Regions from separate parts of the Homo sapiens genome. Here all the other regions are linked to region 1. A link is a contact called in ENCODE Hi-C data. All regions are on one chromosome and are shown on one strand. Each heading gives the region's core, a stretch centred on a gene start or an enhancer-like site at or near the end of the contact. The rest is flanking DNA. Distances are from core to core; before and after follow the strand shown.

Evidence for each region. A loop is a pair of places that touch in the nucleus more often than their neighbours do. Pooled maps may share reads with other maps.
Region 2: a loop to region 1 is called in a map of CD4-positive, alpha-beta T cell, with 4 times the contacts of the local background. The contact joins the promoter of CENPA here to the promoter of DTNB in region 1. A Hi-C loop is called at or near these places in 3 of 168 maps with a recorded cell type or tissue (CD4-positive, alpha-beta T cell, naive thymus-derived CD4-positive, alpha-beta T cell and posterior vena cava) and 4 of 50 pooled maps.
Region 3: a map of B cell shows a loop between it and region 1 (9-fold over the local background). The contact joins the promoter of NCOA1 here to the promoter of DTNB in region 1. A Hi-C loop is called at or near these places in 3 of 168 maps with a recorded cell type or tissue (B cell, CD8-positive, alpha-beta T cell and naive thymus-derived CD4-positive, alpha-beta T cell) and 7 of 50 pooled maps.
Region 4: a map of CD4-positive, alpha-beta T cell shows a loop between it and region 1 (9-fold over the local background). The contact joins the promoter of UBXN2A here to the promoter of DTNB in region 1. A Hi-C loop is called at or near these places in 4 of 168 maps with a recorded cell type or tissue (CD4-positive, alpha-beta T cell, CD8-positive, alpha-beta T cell and naive thymus-derived CD4-positive, alpha-beta T cell), 1 of 37 single-sample maps with no recorded cell type and 7 of 50 pooled maps.

Annotation. Positions count from the first base shown.
Region 1 is chr2:25,671,519-25,675,381 of GRCh38, forward strand. DTNB (dystrobrevin beta) reads right to left here and starts at 2,059. Exons shown (of 21, transcript NM_021907.5): 1 at 1,868-2,059. RefSeq lists silencers at 1,508-2,437, 1,802-2,096.
Region 2 is chr2:26,784,752-26,788,549 of GRCh38, forward strand. CENPA (centromere protein A) reads left to right here and starts at 1,305. Exons shown (of 5, transcript NM_001809.4): 1 at 1,305-1,545. The coding sequence starts at 1,446. RefSeq lists enhancers at 1-475, 737-836, 1,927-1,976, 2,037-2,086 and a silencer at 1,487-1,596.
Region 3 is chr2:24,489,870-24,493,831 of GRCh38, forward strand. NCOA1 (nuclear receptor coactivator 1) reads left to right here and starts at 1,385. Exons shown (of 23, transcript NM_003743.5): 1 at 1,385-1,733. RefSeq lists silencers at 1,038-1,377, 1,355-1,513, 1,668-2,157.
Region 4 is chr2:23,937,847-23,941,785 of GRCh38, forward strand. It overlaps UBXN2A (UBX domain protein 2A), which reads left to right and starts at 2,617. Exons shown (of 7, transcript NM_181713.4): 1 at 2,617-2,802. RefSeq lists silencers at 2,427-2,622, 2,484-2,583, 2,644-3,123 and an enhancer at 3,254-3,363.

The sequences.
Region 1 (3,863 bases), core at 809-3,308:
CAATGCCAGATTTTGATTATTACTTATTTTTCACACGAAGAAACTAAGGCCCTGAGAGAGTAACATAAAGACATAAAATAAACAATAAGTTGAAATTCTCTTGGTTCTGAGTCTAATTTTCTAACCATAGGTAGAAATTTGTCTCTCGGGCATAGTGGACATCCAAAAACTCTGCCAGCACTACCTTGACTGCACAACCCCTTTCAAAGGCAATTCCACTTATGCATGATAAAAATCCTTAGAGAACTCATAAAAGGTCAAGTTTTAATTTGGCAGACAAAGTAACCCAACAGGCACTGCAACCCAGGTTACTGAAACAGCAGCCTGGAGCTCCAGAGTTCAGAGATTCAACCAAGGCAGAGCACAGGTAGAATTCCAGCCCTTACAGAAAAGCAGAGGCACCAACAGCCTCGCACTACAGGTCTAAGACCCAAGAACCAGGACCAAAATGAAAAAGTGTTCTCTAGACAACACTACCCTCTTCCTTCTCAAGTAATAGAAAAAGCCAATGGGAGAAGGAACAAAATGGGATGATCTCAAGCAACAGGCCAAGGAGCAAGCTCTTGAAGGCCAACATGAAAGACACATGGGAAAGTGGTAGCATGGCCACAGAAACCAAGACCTCGCCGCCTTAGCCATTGCTTTAACGTGCCCAGACCTCAGAACCGGGGTTGCCTCGCATAGCAAAAAAAAAAAAAAAAAAAAAAAAAAAAAAAGAGGCAGAGAGAGAGAACTTGTGGAACAGGAGAAATCCAGCAACCTTCCCTAACACTAGAGTGACTGACACTGCTCCATGGCAAATGTGGCCAAACCTTGCTTGTCCATTCATTCATGCAATAGACACTTATGGCTCAACCGCTGTGAGCCAGGCAACATTCTGAAGATTTAGCAGTCAATAGTCATGGAGCTTATTTCTAGATGGGAAGGAAGGAAACTTCCTTTCTTTCCAAACGTCTTTTTTCCCCATCTAAGAGCCCCCTTTAAATGTTACCCGTAGGAGCCTTCAAAACTCTCCCAAATTTCTCCCATAGGCTTCTTTTGACCTTTCTGCTTTATCCCCAAAACCACGCAATTTATGGCTCCAATTTCCCAATACTGGGAAAAGACAAAAGAGACCGAAAGTAAATAGGGCATGCGACATAAAATTCGACGCTCCTTTGTATTTCATGTGCATATCTTCACAGCCACACTGTCAGCACCTCAATAACATGACGGTGTTCCATACTATTTCGTGGCCCCAGTGCTGACTACGGGTCTCTACCTACGGTAGCTGGAAGGTCTTCCTAATCCCAAGGCCTGGCACAGGAATTTAAGGGCAAGTATTCGTCACCGGCATCCTCGTCTCGGGACACTTCTTTCCTGTCCAGGGTGACCTCCTGGACAGGTTCGCTATTAGGCGCCTCGGGAAACAGTGATTTGGGGTGATCTGAAATAAATACCCTTCCCTCTGCCAGGGCCTGCCCGCCTCACCTGCCCTCTGCCAGGACCTGCCTCACTCGCCCCTTCAGCACCTAACGCAGAGCCGCCTCCAGGCGAGCCGGGCTCGGGCAGCATCAGCCCGGCGCCGGGCCCCCGCTCGCGCCCGTGCCCCGGCGCGTTCCGGACCCCGATACCCCTCCCGGCCCGGGATCCGCCGCATCCCCTCTGCCTGTCCCTCCGGGGCTAGCCGCGCCGTCCCACCTCGCAGCCGCGCGCGGTGCAGCGGCCCCGGCTCCCCGCGCCCTCCCCGACTCCTGCAGCGCCGCACCCGCAGGCTCCCGGGTCCCCAGTCCCGGCGCAGCGCGAGCTGCCGTCCCGCACCTCGCGGGCGCGAGGCTCCAGCCCAGCTCGTCTCCCCACAGCCCCGGCGGCGGCCGCAGACCCCCACCTTGCTCACTTCCCCGCCGGAGCAGGGGTCGTCGGGAAGGTCTCCTGCGGCCTCACTCCTCCGCACGCTCCGGCCCAGCCCCCTCGGCTGAGGCAGCGGCAGCGCCTACTCAGGCCCCGGAGCCACCCCCGCGGCGAACGTTCGCAGCGCCCGGCTCGCGCCGCTTCTCCGCCCGGCACGCGCAGCGCCCGCCCCCGGCGCGAGGGCGCGAGGGCGGAGGGCGGAGGGCGGATGGGCGGGCGCGCGCCCAGCGCGAGCGCGCGGCCGGGGGCGTGGCTTCCGCGCGCGGGGAGGGGGCGGGAGCGGCCGAGCAACCCCCCTCCACCCCGCCCCCGCGGCCGCGCCCCGCCCACCGGTCGCCGGCGGGTTCCGGGCAGGCGGGAAGCTGGCTCCATCCAGGCTTCTCCCGCTCGCTGGCGTCGGGCCGGGTGTCTTTCCATCCGCAGGTATCCGTCGGCGGGGTGCCCGGCCCGACGTGACTACCCGACAAAGAATGCAAAGAGCCACCCCGTGAATCATTCTCCGCGCCTGGGTCACAAGCCTGTGCCCGAGTGACCCCCGTGAACTCCGCAAGCTAGCCCAGCCGCGGCGTGCGCCCCGCGCTGCACCAGGTGCCTGTGGGCGCACGATCACGGTCACGGCGCCTGGGCTCGAGGCGCCCCAAACTTAGCGGGGAAAACAGCCATGTACACAACCAAGTCCGATGACCCGTGCAGAGCCAAGCCACGGTGCGATGCTGGCACAGAAGCTAGAGACGACTTCTGCTTGGACGCCGCAGAGGGCTAGAGGCGGCATTTATGGTCAACCTCGAAGGAAGAAAAAGAAGTCCTAGGAGGAAAAAGGGAGGACATTAGGGCTGGGAAAACAGTTTGGGCAAAGGAGCCGGGGCAGCCAGGTTTACCATCTCAGCACCAGCTTTTTTGTGTTTTACTGTTATCCATCTTTTATAGAATTCTTTCCAAACTGTGAAATACAGGAGATGGTGCCAAATTAGAATATAGCAAGGACTTTTTGAATGGTTCAAATGGTCATTCTCAACGTTACTTAAGACTCAAAACAGCAACGTCCTTTGGGGGCTATTGGTCAATGATGAAGGCTGTAAGCTCCAGAGCTAAGCGACCCCAGGCCTGCATGCTGGGAGTATGGTTTTCACTGCTTTTTGGCACCTTACGGTAAGGCAGATCGTGCCACCTCCTGCTGCTGCCTGCCTGCCTGCCTGCCTGCCTTTAGAACACCCTCTTCCTCCTCCTCTCCTCTTTTTATTTTTAAACTCCTATGGTGAAGGAAATGCTGATAACCAACTTTGTTAAATGGGAACAAATAGGTTCCTCAAAAGATGAGCATTTTCTGGCCTGCCGCGGAGGCTCACGCCTGTAATCCCAGCACTTTGGGAGGCTGAGGCAGACGGATCACTTGAGGTCAGGGGTTCGAGACCAGCCTGGCCAACATGGCGAAACTCTGTCTCTACTAAAAATACAAAAATTAGCCGGGCGTGGTGGTGTACGCCGTAATCCCAGCTACTTGGGAGGCTGAGGCAGGAGAATCGCCTGAACCTAGGAGGCAGAGGTTGCAGTGAGTCGAGATCGCACCACTGTACTCCAAGTCTGGGCAAGAGAGTGAGACTCCGTCTCAAAATAAATAAATAAAGATGGACATTTTACCTTTTACCTTACATATATGAAGTGTGTGAATATTTTCATGCTTGAGGAGACTTATCTCTTGTAGGCACGGTCTTGGCTATGTTTTGTACATATTAAGATACTCAGAATACAGGTAAGAGACCTCTAGCTTCTTTATTTGCCCTTTTTGAGCACCCCCTATGTGGAAGGCATTGAGAGGGGTAAAACATTGATTCTGTTCTTTGGAGAAAAGATGTGTAAATAATATAAAATAAATGTGTAAATATCGCTTGATATGTTCGGTTTATTGATTGAAACCAAGGTAATTTCAATATGTGGACTAGACAATCCTAAACCATAAGGGAATTAAATACTTC
Region 2 (3,798 bases), core at 55-2,554, 1.1 Mb after region 1:
GATGGAGTTTCGCCATGTTGGCCAGGTTGGACTCGAACTCGAACTCAGTGGTTCCGAACAACTTGGCCTCCCAAAGCGCTGGGATTACAGGCATGAACCACCGCACCCCAGCCCAGCATTTGTCCCTTGGTGGACTGCTTTATTTCACTTAGCATAACGTCCTCAAGGTTCATCTATGTTGCAGCAGGTGTCAGAATTCCCTTCCTTTTAAAGGCTGAATAACATTGTGGTATACACCCCATTTTGTTTATCCGTTCATCTGTTGGTGTGTATTCAGGCTGTTTCTGCCTTCGGGCTGTTGTGAAGAATGCCGCTATCAACATGGGTGTGAGAATATCTGTTCAAGTCCCTGGCTATATTTAAATTCTTTTGGATATTTAGCCAGAAGTGGAATTACTGGATCATCTGGTAATTCTATTTTTGATTTTTTGAGGAACCACCAATACTATTTTTCACAGCAGCCGCAGCATTTTACACTCCCACCAGCAATGCACAAGGGTTCCATGAAATCACTAATTTTATAACATTTTTCCTGATTACATGTTCACTGTAGAACATTTAGAAAATGCAAGAAATAAAATTTAGAAAATTAAAATTCCCCTTATTCTACATACCGGGACATGACTTGAATTTTTATTATCCCCAACAAAGGGAAGAGAGCATTTTTTTGGGACGATTGCGTTGCTATAGTGCCGAGGCCTGCCCTGCCCGGACCTTATTCTCAAAGCCCCGCCGATCCCGCCGTCCCCGCGACCCCAAGCGTCAGCAAAGTTTATGCAGTTGAACTGGATTCTGAGTATATCTGTGGATAGTTCCTGGGAGAGTCGCAGATACGACACGGGGTTGTCACATTCTCTATGGGTCTGTTTCCTCATCTTTAAAAGCCATCTCTGCGTTGCTAAGGCAAAGCATAAAATGTTTGAGGAAAGCGACTTTTCTAGAAAGCACGTTCTACAAACACACCATCCACGTTCCAAACTGAGCTTCGGTGTTTTGACTGGAGGGCACCTGAGGACGTCAGTACGGTCCCGCAAAGACCAGCAACCAGATTGGCAAGCAGGGGGCAGGAGAATTTCCCGCCCCATCTCTTTAGTTGTCTATTGGTTGATTTTACCATCAGTCTCCCCTGTCCTCCTATCATCGCCGCTATATTTGTGTCTCGGTGCATACTCTCATTGGCCCTACCTGCAGTCGCTCTACGTAAGGGGCGTTCCAGAGTCAGCCACTGGGAGTCGCTGGATTCGGGTTTTAAAAAACGCCGGCCGTGAAGTGGGCGGAGCGAGCGATTTGAACGCGAGCGGCGCGGACTTCTGCCAAGCACCGGCTCATGTGAGGCTCGCGGCACAGCGTTCTCTGGGCTCCCCAGAAGCCAGCCTTTCGCTCCCGGACCCGGCAGCCCGAGCAGGAGCCGTGGGACCGGGCGCCAGCACCCTCTGCGGCGTGTCATGGGCCCGCGCCGCCGGAGCCGAAAGCCCGAGGCCCCGAGGAGGCGCAGCCCGAGCCCGACCCCGACCCCCGGCCCCTCCCGGCGGGGCCCCTCCTTAGGTAACCGGCCGCGGCCCCATCTCGAAGAGGAGAAAACCGAGGCTCGCAGGCGGAGCCCGGATCTCCCGAGTCCCGATCCCGTGGCACTTCCCTGTTGGGGGACAACGCGGTTCCGCCGTCCGGCATCCGCTCCGGGCACGGGCGGTGCCAGCCCTGCGAGGGGCTGGAGCAGGCGGTTCCGAAAGCGGGAAGGGACCGGCTTAGCCACTTGGCTCCTAACGCCGTCTTCTTGTTAGGACTAGTGGTTACCCAGCGCCCACCGCCCACCGCCAACCAGGCATTGCCTCCCACTGTTCGTGCGTTATCTCAGCTTCATATTGTGCCCATTTTACAGCTAATGAGAAAGCCGAGGCACAGGCCAGAGAGCTTGAGCAGAGTCACACAACTTGGTGTTCTGGCGGACACGGGATTTCCAATCCTCTGTGTTTGTGCATTTTTAAATTGCAAAAGTATTGACTGCTTTCGGTGACGATTTCAAACAGGAGTCCTCTTAGGAGGTGTCTTTCAGGGGTTTTTTTTCCCTTCCGGGAGAGGCTGTTAGGCCTTGAACCGAGGCCCTCTGCGCTGCTCACTCTGTTGCCTTCCAGAGCTTGTGTCCGGGAAAAGGGGCCGAAGTCTGTGTCTTAATTGTCTATGGTGGGCTGGTGGATGGGAGACCCAACGGCAGGAGGAGGCAGATGCCTGTATGGTACATGGTGGCAACAGCTGCTTTACTTATCTCTTAACTCTTGCTACGTAGCTATGAGGAAGATGGGAAGTGTATTGTAGTTTATTTGTTTCATTGCTTTTTGTAGAGACTGGGTCTCCCTGTGTTACCCAGGCTGGTCTCAAACTCCTGGCCTCAAGTGATCCTCCTGCCTGGGCCTCCCAAAGTGCTGGGATTGCAGGCATGAGCCACTGTGCCTACAGGCTTTTTTGGGTTTTTTGTTTTGTTTTGGAGACGGAGTCAGGCTTTGTCGCCCAGGCTGGAGTGCAGTGGCGCGATCTCCGCTCACGGCAAGCTCCGCCTCCTGGGTTCACGCCCTTCTCCTGCCTCAGCCTCCCGAGTAGCTGGGACTACAGGCGCCTACCACCACGCCCGGCTAATTTTTTGTATTTTTGGTAGAGACAGGGTTTCACCGTGTTAGCCAGGATGGTCTTGATCTCCTGACCTCGTGATCCGCCCACCTCGGTCTCCCAAAGTGCTGGGATTACAGGCGTGAGCCACCGCGCCCGGCCGGCTTTTTGGTTTTTTGTTGTTTTTTTTTTGAGACCCATCGCCCAGGTTGGAGTGCAGTGATGCCACGAGGGTTCACTGCAGCCTCAACTTCCCAGGCTCAGGTGCTTCTCCCAGCTCAGCCTCCCGAGTAGCTGGGACTACAGGCATATGCCACCATGCCGGCTAATTTTTTGTATTTTTAGTAGAGGTGGGATTTTGCCATGTTGCCTAGGCTGGAGTAGGTTGTTTCTAGATGTTGCTGTTGCGAATGGGATTTTTTTTCTTTCCCAAAACACGAGGATTTAACCTTTGCTTCCAGCCAACTTGCTGAATTCTCGTTCACCCTAGTCGTTTTTAGTTGCTCCAGTTGGAATTTTTAAGTAGACTATTATGTCATCTGCAAATAACTTTTGAATCTTCCGTTTTCATTTCTACACATTTTATTTATTATTGTATGGTACTAGTAAGGCCCTGAGACTCACTAAGAGTGGTGTTTTGGTCATCTTTGTCTTGTTTGTAATTTTAACAGGAATATTAAGTATGATGTTTGCTGTTGCTTTCCAAGGTAGAAGCATCCTTCTACTCCTGGTTAAATGGAAGGTTTATCTCAAATGGGCAGTCAACACTTCTTGGCAGTCCTACCACCTTTGTCTGGTATTCTTTCTTCAATTTTCGAGACAGAGTCTCACTCTTGTCATCCAGGCTGTAGTGCAGTGGTGCTATCTTGGTTCATTGCAGCCTTGACCTCCTGGGCTCATGCAGTCCTCCTGCTTCACCCTCCTGAATAGCTAGGATGACAGACCTGCACCACCATGCTTGACTATTTTTAAACCTTTTTTGTAGAGACAAATTGTTTTGTCTCTACAGAACAAAAAAAAAACAGCCATCGTGCCTGGCCTTTGTCTGGAATTCTTGCTTTTCCATTCTCCCCATGACTATTTCATACCTTTTTCTCCCTCCTCGACTTCCTACAGCTCCATTCCCCCCACTCACTCTTAGCCAATAATGGCCTTGACTAGGTGTCCCCCTTCCTATCAAAGCCCTTCCTTCTACAT
Region 3 (3,962 bases), core at 135-2,634, 1.2 Mb before region 1:
TAGGGCCCCAGTAGTAGGTCTCCGATAAGAATCAGGGGAATGAATATATAAATGAATGAATATATGAATGCATGTGGGGGTGTGGTCTAGCGATTACTTTATGAGCGTGACAAGGATAGGAAGAGGATGGTGAAAGCATACAGTAGTACCTGCCTGTGAAAGAAGCTGCCCGTCGACTCAGAGAGCTGCCACGGAGATTGGTGTTTTCAAGGCTGTCAGGTTCCCCAGTTGGGAGAAGGGTGGGAAGGGCTTAAGGATTTACAGAGATTGATTTAGGGGAGAACACACAGGAAGCGAAACAGCAGGAAACGCCGGGAGACAGCAGCAGCAGGACAGGATTGAGGAAGGGTAAGAGTGCGAAATGGGGTAAGAATAAAAGAAAGGAATGGACAGATGTATGCTTTACAAGGCACTTCCACGGCGAGTGACTCATTCATGCTTAGGACAACCCAGGGAGAGACATAGGTATATATTGCATTGCCAGCCTTTGGAATGCGGGATGCGGTCCAGATAAGGCCATCGCAGCTCAGAGAGGCTGTTCAGCCGCTGTTCGATTCCTCTGGTGACAAGAACACTCTACTTTTGGAAGTAGCACTTCTATTAGAGAAGTTAAAAAAAAAAAAAAAAGAAAAGGGAGATAAGAAGAAAGGTGTGGGCCCCTTGAGGGGAAAGATCTGTGAATGACAGACATTTTAGATAATTCATGGAATTGCAGAGCCAGAACGGGTCAGGCAGATCTTTTCATCTGTAAAACGAAGGGGGCAGACGATCTTCCTTTTCTCTTGTCTAATAGCCTGTGAAATCATCTAGGCAACCACCTCCCAATTTTACAGAATAAAAAACGAGGCCCGCGGGATATGTCTCGCTCAAAGTAACAGAACGCCCGAGTGGAGGGACAGGCCCGGAGCCGACTCCGCCCCGTCCGCAGGGCCTCTCGCCGCTCCGACACCTTCCCAGAAAGATAAAGAACAGCGGGAGGCGGCAGGCCCGGCGGCCTAGCTGCGAGCGCCCTGGTGTTCGAGGCCGCTTCCCGGCAGCAGTGGGAGGAACGCCCCGAGGGGAGGGCAGGAGAGGGGCGGGGAGGAGTTGAGACGGGCGGGGAAGAGTTCGGGCCTCCTTTCCCACACTTCGTTAGGACGCCGGCTGGGGCGGGCCGGCAGAGGGCGCGGGGCGGTTCCTCGCTCGGCGGGCCCGGCAGGCCCGGCGGGCTGGGGGCGCGCTGTCCCGGGCGCACTGTCGGAGCTCGCGGGCACCGGGTCGCGGCGGCCCGGGCGGCCGGAGCCGGCAGGGGAAGTGCGGCGGGCGGGCAGGCGGGCGGCCGGGAACGGGCGGGGCGGGGCGGGGCGCGAAGGGGGCGGTGCCGCGAGCGGGGGGCGGTGGCGGCGGCGGCGGTGGCGGCCGAGGAGGAGAACATGGCGGCCGCGGAGAGCGGCTGAAATGCCTGTTCTTCAGGCCGGGCGAGCGGGAGTCTGACGCGATTTGCTGAGCTCTGTCCTCCGACGGCTGCCTCGCGGCCTTGAGGGCCTCCGCCGCCTGTTCGCTGCTGCTCCCTCGAGCGGAGCCTGCGTCAGGTTCCCTCTGCATCCCCCTGCGGGGGGACCCCTGCTCCGGAGGAGGGGGCCGGAGAGCCGCGGCGCCGGGCCCGAGGAGCGGCGGAGGCCGGGGCGGCGCCGCCGCCACGGTCGCGGACGAGTGCGGCGCCGGTGAGCGGGGCCCAGAGGCGGCGGCGGCAGGTGAGTGGCGGGCTGCGGGTGCGGAGCCTCCCGGTGGGTGCAGCTGTCACGAGCCGCGCGGCCGCGGAGGCCCTAGGGGGCGGGGAGCAGCTGGCGCCCCTCCGCCCCCTGCTCTCCTTTCTCCCGCTCCATCCTCCTCCCACTTCCCCGAGTTCCCCTCGCGGCCCGGCGCGGCTGGAGGGGGCGGAGGTCGCAGCTGTCACGGGCACCAGCTGGGGGCTGCTCCCCGCCGGGGGAAATCGCTGCAGCAGCGACTTCTCTCCGCCTCTTTTCCAGTTGCCCTAGTTAGCGCGGAGAGGGCGAGCATCCGCGGAGGGGGTGCGAGCTGCGCGGCCGCCTGCCCGGCGTGGGGAGCGGGCGCCCCGGGCCGCCGCCGAGAGGGGGAGCCGGAAGTCGGCGCGGGCGCCCCTCGGCCCCGACGACGCCGTGACCTTGGCCGGCCCGCTCACCTCTCGGAATCTCGCCTGCCGGGACCGCGAAATGGGGGCGACCGCGGCGTCCCTCTCCGTCGGCGCAGCCCTCGACGGCGCTTGGGTTTGACCCCGGCGCGCTTGCTCGCCCCTTCTCCCGAGAAGGGGTTTCGGAGGTAGACATGGGATGGATACTGGACATGTTCCTGTCGCGGCCCGGGTTTGGTCCCCTTCCTGGGATTCAGCCGAAAGGGCCGAGGAAGGGAAGCAAACATGTTGACGAGGCGATTGGGAGGTGGGGTTGGTTAGTGGGCAGTGACAGAATTCGGGCCGCTCTCTAGTCCCTTGTAAAAGACCTGAAAAAATCGGACACCCAGGGTCTCCAGTCCTTACTACCCAGCTGTGGTGGCTGCTTTTTTATTTTATTTAAAAGCAGTTACCCCCATGGGTAGACACTGCCCAGTCTGACGACGTTAGAGGGAGACGGAGGGGTTGACAATACAGCCTGTGTGTGTGTGACAAGGACAGGCCACGGTGTTGTGTCCGGAGAGTTTCATGGGGAGGAAAACTTTAAGCTGGAGGATCTGTTAGCCTCTCATGCTTGGCCCTCCTCGTTTCTTGTAGAGGTGTTGAACAGGCAGGTGTCCTTGTGCAGAAGGTGACATTTTTTCTTCGGAGACGGTGAGTTTTTAATGTCGAGTGTGATGTTGGTGAGTAAAGGGTTCTTGAGTGAATTGCAGTCCCAGCACCCTCTGTGGATGCCAAGAGGAATCTCTGTGGCGATGATTTGTGAGGGCTGGTGCTTACATTTCAGTGATTAAGAAATCAAGTGTCTGCTTAAAACATTACTGCCGTGAAGCGTAGATTATATGATACAGTTGAGGGATGGATCTCAAGGGTTAAATTTGTTTGAGGTTTGTCTCCTCTTCTGGAATTGGTTGGAGGCTAGTCTCAAAAAAAAAGCAAACAAAACAACAACAATAACAACGAAAGTTGGCCAGAGGGGCCTCCTATGATGTTGTAGGAAGGGGGTCGGATTTCTTCATGTTGAGAATAATGTGAAAAGAAAGTATTTGCTTAGGTCTCTTGGATCTTCAACTAGAAATAGTTTTGGGTTAAAGGTAGCAGTGGGGTTTGATTCAGCTTAACAAATAGGCATTCCTTGAACTATTTGCCATAAATTAGATAAAATGGAAGTGTTTCTGTTTTATCTCCTGTACTTTGTGGAAAGGTCTAATTTGGTTTTGTGAACGAATGTCCGAAATGTTTTATATTTCTTCTTCAGACTCTATGCTTTGGGAACAGTGGGTCACAGAGAGGGTCTGAGTTGGGAATATATGGTTTAGAGAGAAAATAGAGGACTGCTGCTTATAAGAACAGGTGTTTAGTTTGATTTTTGTAGATATTTTCTACTGGTTATTTAACAACATTGAAGTTTGCTTTATAAGGTGCAAAACGTGAATTTTACGTAGCTTACACTTGATCTCTTCCTTATTTCTCTCAGAAAACCTGTAGGATTGTGCCTATTAAATTGCTTTTTGTGTGGTTTAAACCAAGAGAGTATTTTAGATCTGCAGTGGTTTTATTGGAAAAAAAAAAAAAGTGCTTGATGGAGCTAATGGTGATTGTTTCACTTAAACTAGGATTATATAGACAATGCTTCTTCCTGCCTCTTTCTGCGAACATTTGTTTTTGTTTCTCCCTCAATTCCAGGGTTTCATTTCTAGAAATCTGGGCTGCAAACAGAAGCAGCAGTTTGTATAATCCCAAGAACTTGCTTATGCCAGGAAGCTGTAAGGGTAGCATGAAGCGGGTGTGA
Region 4 (3,939 bases), core at 1,367-3,866, 1.7 Mb before region 1:
ATACTTACACAAACCTGGATGGTATAGTGTACTACACATCTAGGCAATATGGCATAGCCTTGCTCCCGGGCTACAAACCTGGACAGCATGTTACTGTATTGAATACTGTAGACAATTGTAACATGATGGTATTTGTGTATCTAAACATAGAAAAGATACAGTAAAAATATGGCCTTATAATCTTATGTGACCACCATCACATATGCTGTAAGTCATGGACCGAAAGGTTGTTATGTGGCGCACGACTATAAATGCAAAAATATTCATGCTTAAGGATTTGAAGACTTTATATATAAAGTGAGTCATCGCACCAGTATTGTTAAGATATCAATACTCCGGCTGGGTGTGTTGGCTCACACCTGTAATACCGGCACTTTGGGAGGCCGAGGCGGGTGGATCATCTAAGGTCGGGAGTTCAAGACCAGCCTGACCAACATGGTGAAACCCTGTCTCTACTAAAAATACAAAAATTAGCTGGGCATGGTGGTGCATGCCTATAATCCCAGCTACTTGGGAGGCTGAGGCAGGAGAATCACTAGAACCTGGGAGGCGGAGGTTATAGTGAGCCGAGATCATGCCATTGCACTCCAGCCTGGGCAACAAGAGCAAAACTCCATCTCAAAAAAAAAATTGAAGGTATCAATACTCCTCAAATTGATCTACCAATTCAAAGCAATCCCTGTCAAAATCCCAGTGGCCCCCCCCTCCCTTTTTTTTTTTTTTTAACAGCAATGGAAAAGCTGAGCTAAAATTCATACAGAACTGCAAGCGACAAAACAATCTTGAAAAAGAGGAGCAAAGTTGGAGGACTCAAACTTCCTGATTTCTATACAGCTACTATACAGCTGTATACAGCTACTATACAGCTACAGTAATCAAAATAGTATGGTACTAGCATAAAGATAAGATACATAATCAATGGAATAGAATTGAGAGTACAGAAATAAATTTATACATCCATGGTCAATTGATTTTTGACAAGGGAAGAATCCTCTCTTCATTAAATGGTGCTGGGACCAAAAAATCGGAAGAGCTCTCACAGAATGGTCAAAGAAAAGTCTCTTTGCCTAATGGGATCAATTTAACTCCTTATTGTGCTTCAACAGACACGGTCTCATGAGCAGTGAGATTTGAACTCACCACAGGCTCCCAAAATCACTGAACAGGAGATGAGGGAGGTGGTGGTGGGGGGAACGGCATGGGCCTGTAGGTGAGGATCAATCTCAATCTGAGTCCCCGCACTAAAGACTTACAAATAAATCCCGATTTAGGCAAACCGAGACTTTATTCGGAAAGGATTATTGCAACAGGGGGGAAAAGGACTATTGCAATAAGGGTGGAGAACTATTGCAATAGGAAGAAGGACTGTTGCAATTGGGAGAATGCTGGACTATAAAATAAAAAACAAATCTGGATATACGTAAGGAGAGAGTTCAGTGGAAGAGATCCAAGAAAAGGGAAAGAAACTATTGCAACTGAGAGTGGGGATTGGGGGAGGCTACAGCAACCGGGAGAACTCTCCAACCATGAGATCTGCAGCGATCTCCTGGGTCAGGCAGAAAAGGGCTTTCCTTTTACAGAGATGAGTGAACAGGGCTAGAAAGACCCGGGTGTGGGGAAGTGGGGAGAAGACTGGAGGTGGCAGCGATGAGACTATACAGAGACTGTTTCCCTGGGGTCCGTCTATTTTCAGGCGGTGGATGAGGAGGGCTGCTCGCTGGCTGCGGCTGAGGCTCGGTCACCGTGTAGAGAGGCCCAGGGAGAGCTGCTTCACTCAAGTCCTGTCAAGTCAAGGCAGCCGGGATTTGTCCACATCGTGAGTACAGGCAGGTCAGCTAACTATTTGCGAGGCGAAGAACTGGAATTTAGAGGGTCTGGGCCTGACCTTGTCACAGCTAACGACGGGGGCATCCTTGAGTCCTGACAAAGTCACATGCGGAAGGGCGGTTGCGTGTAGTAAGTCCTTTTAGGAACACAAAGGGGCCGGGCGCGGTGGCTCACGCCTGTAATCCCAGCACATTGGGAGACCAAGGCGGGCGGATCACCTGAGGTCAGGAGTTCAAGACCAGCCTGGCCAACATGGTGAAACCCCGTCTCTACTAAAAATACAAAAATTAGCCGGGCGTGCTGGCAGGCGCCTGTAATCCCAGCTACTCCGGAGGCTGAGGCAGGAGAATCGCTCGAATCCGGGAGGCGGAGGTTGCGGTGAGCCAAGATCGCGCCATTGTATTCCAACCTGGGGGACAAGAGCGAGATTTAGTCTCAAAAAAAAAAAAAAAAAAAGGTGGGTGGGGGTTTCTTCAACTTCGTTGTCCACAGGGCTCAGGTCAAGTTCAACATTGTCAGAATGCAGGGATGTCTCTCCATGGTTTCTGAGGCTGAGGAGGTACCCAGGTAAGCACACTCTGGGTTCTCTGGTGAGCACACACCGAGCTGCCTGCATCTCCCCTACCCATGAAGGCAGCTAGCCGCCGGGCCAGTGGTGGGAAGGGGAGGCGGCCATTAGCGCCGTTCCCGCCGGGACTTGAAGCGCCCGGCCGCGGCAAGCCCCGCCCTCGGCGCGCCCCCGCGTCCGCGCGCGCTCCTCGGGTCTGCGCGGAGCCGGCGTCGGCGCGCGCTTGGGCGCCTGGCGAAGACCGAGAGAGGCTGGCGGGATCTCAGCGGCGCGGCCGCGGAACCTGAGGCGGTCTGGGGCGGCGGCGCTCCGGCTCTGAAGGGCTCCAGCCAAACGGAGCCCGCGGCCAAACGGTGCCTGCGGTGCCTGAGCTGAGTGAGGCCGAGGCCGGGAGGCCGTGCCCGGAGGTGAGCGTCCCGGGGCCGCGCCGCGTCCGGCGGGGTGAGGGCGGGGCGGGGCGGTCGCCTGCCGGCTGGGGCCGAGGGGTCGCGGCCTGTGGCTTGGCCGCCGCGGATCGTCGGTGTCGGGGGGAGTCTCGCTCCGGAGGGCCGCGTGTTTGCGACTCGGGAAGGGGCGCCGGCGGCGGAGCCCGAGCCAGGGTCCCGCCCAGCCCAGGTGAGCGGCGACCCCGAGCCCCTGACTCGCCTGCGGCTTGACTTGCGAGCTAGCTGAAGGCACAGCTCCTGGTTCTCTCGCAGGGCGTTCCGAAACTTACAGTTATGCGCAACACAATGTTTCTATTTTCAAAGGCGAACGCTGCACGATCGCAGTCCAGTGATACAAAGTATGCCTATTAGTGACTTCACCCGACTCCCACCACTCACTTTCTCTGATGTTTTGAAGGCCTGGTGTTCGCTGATTTCACGTTTCCTTAATTTCTTCTTTGTGCCTTTTTTTTTTCCTTTTCGCTGCCAGTAATAAAAGAGTTTATTACTTGTCAGCAATGATGAATGTTCGTGTGGCATCCAGCGTTGAGTTCCTATGTACGTAATTTGAGATAAGTAAAGATAGGAAACTGCTGATTTGTTTTGATGCGAATGCAGAAAATAATGTGGTAGTATGAAGTCTGGCCGGTTGCAGTTTGTTTTTAGGGGGGAAACTTTAAAAGTTCATGTTGTGTCTTCTTTCTAAATATGCTGAAAGTCGGATTTATTTAAAAGGCAATTAAATTCAGTGAATACAGAGTATCTTTTTATAACACTAATGTTAGTGCTAGGCACTGGCGGAGTCCAAAAATGTGTAAAAAATGTGTGCAGGAGGGAGTGGTTAAGCACACTAATGATATGAGGCTGACTGCAGTCCAGTGTTAATGGAAGCTCACACTTACTGAGCAGTTGTTTTCAGCTGGGCACTGTGGAGGGTACTTTACTTGCATTTTAATTTAATAATGTATAATAATTAGCATACACTTGATTTAATTTTTTTCATTCAAAAAAATTTTAGTACCTACTGTGTACTGAATGCTAAGGATACAATAGTGACAATTACAGACTCTGCCTTTAGACTCTACAGTGTCATTGGGCAAAACAGATATTAAGCAAATA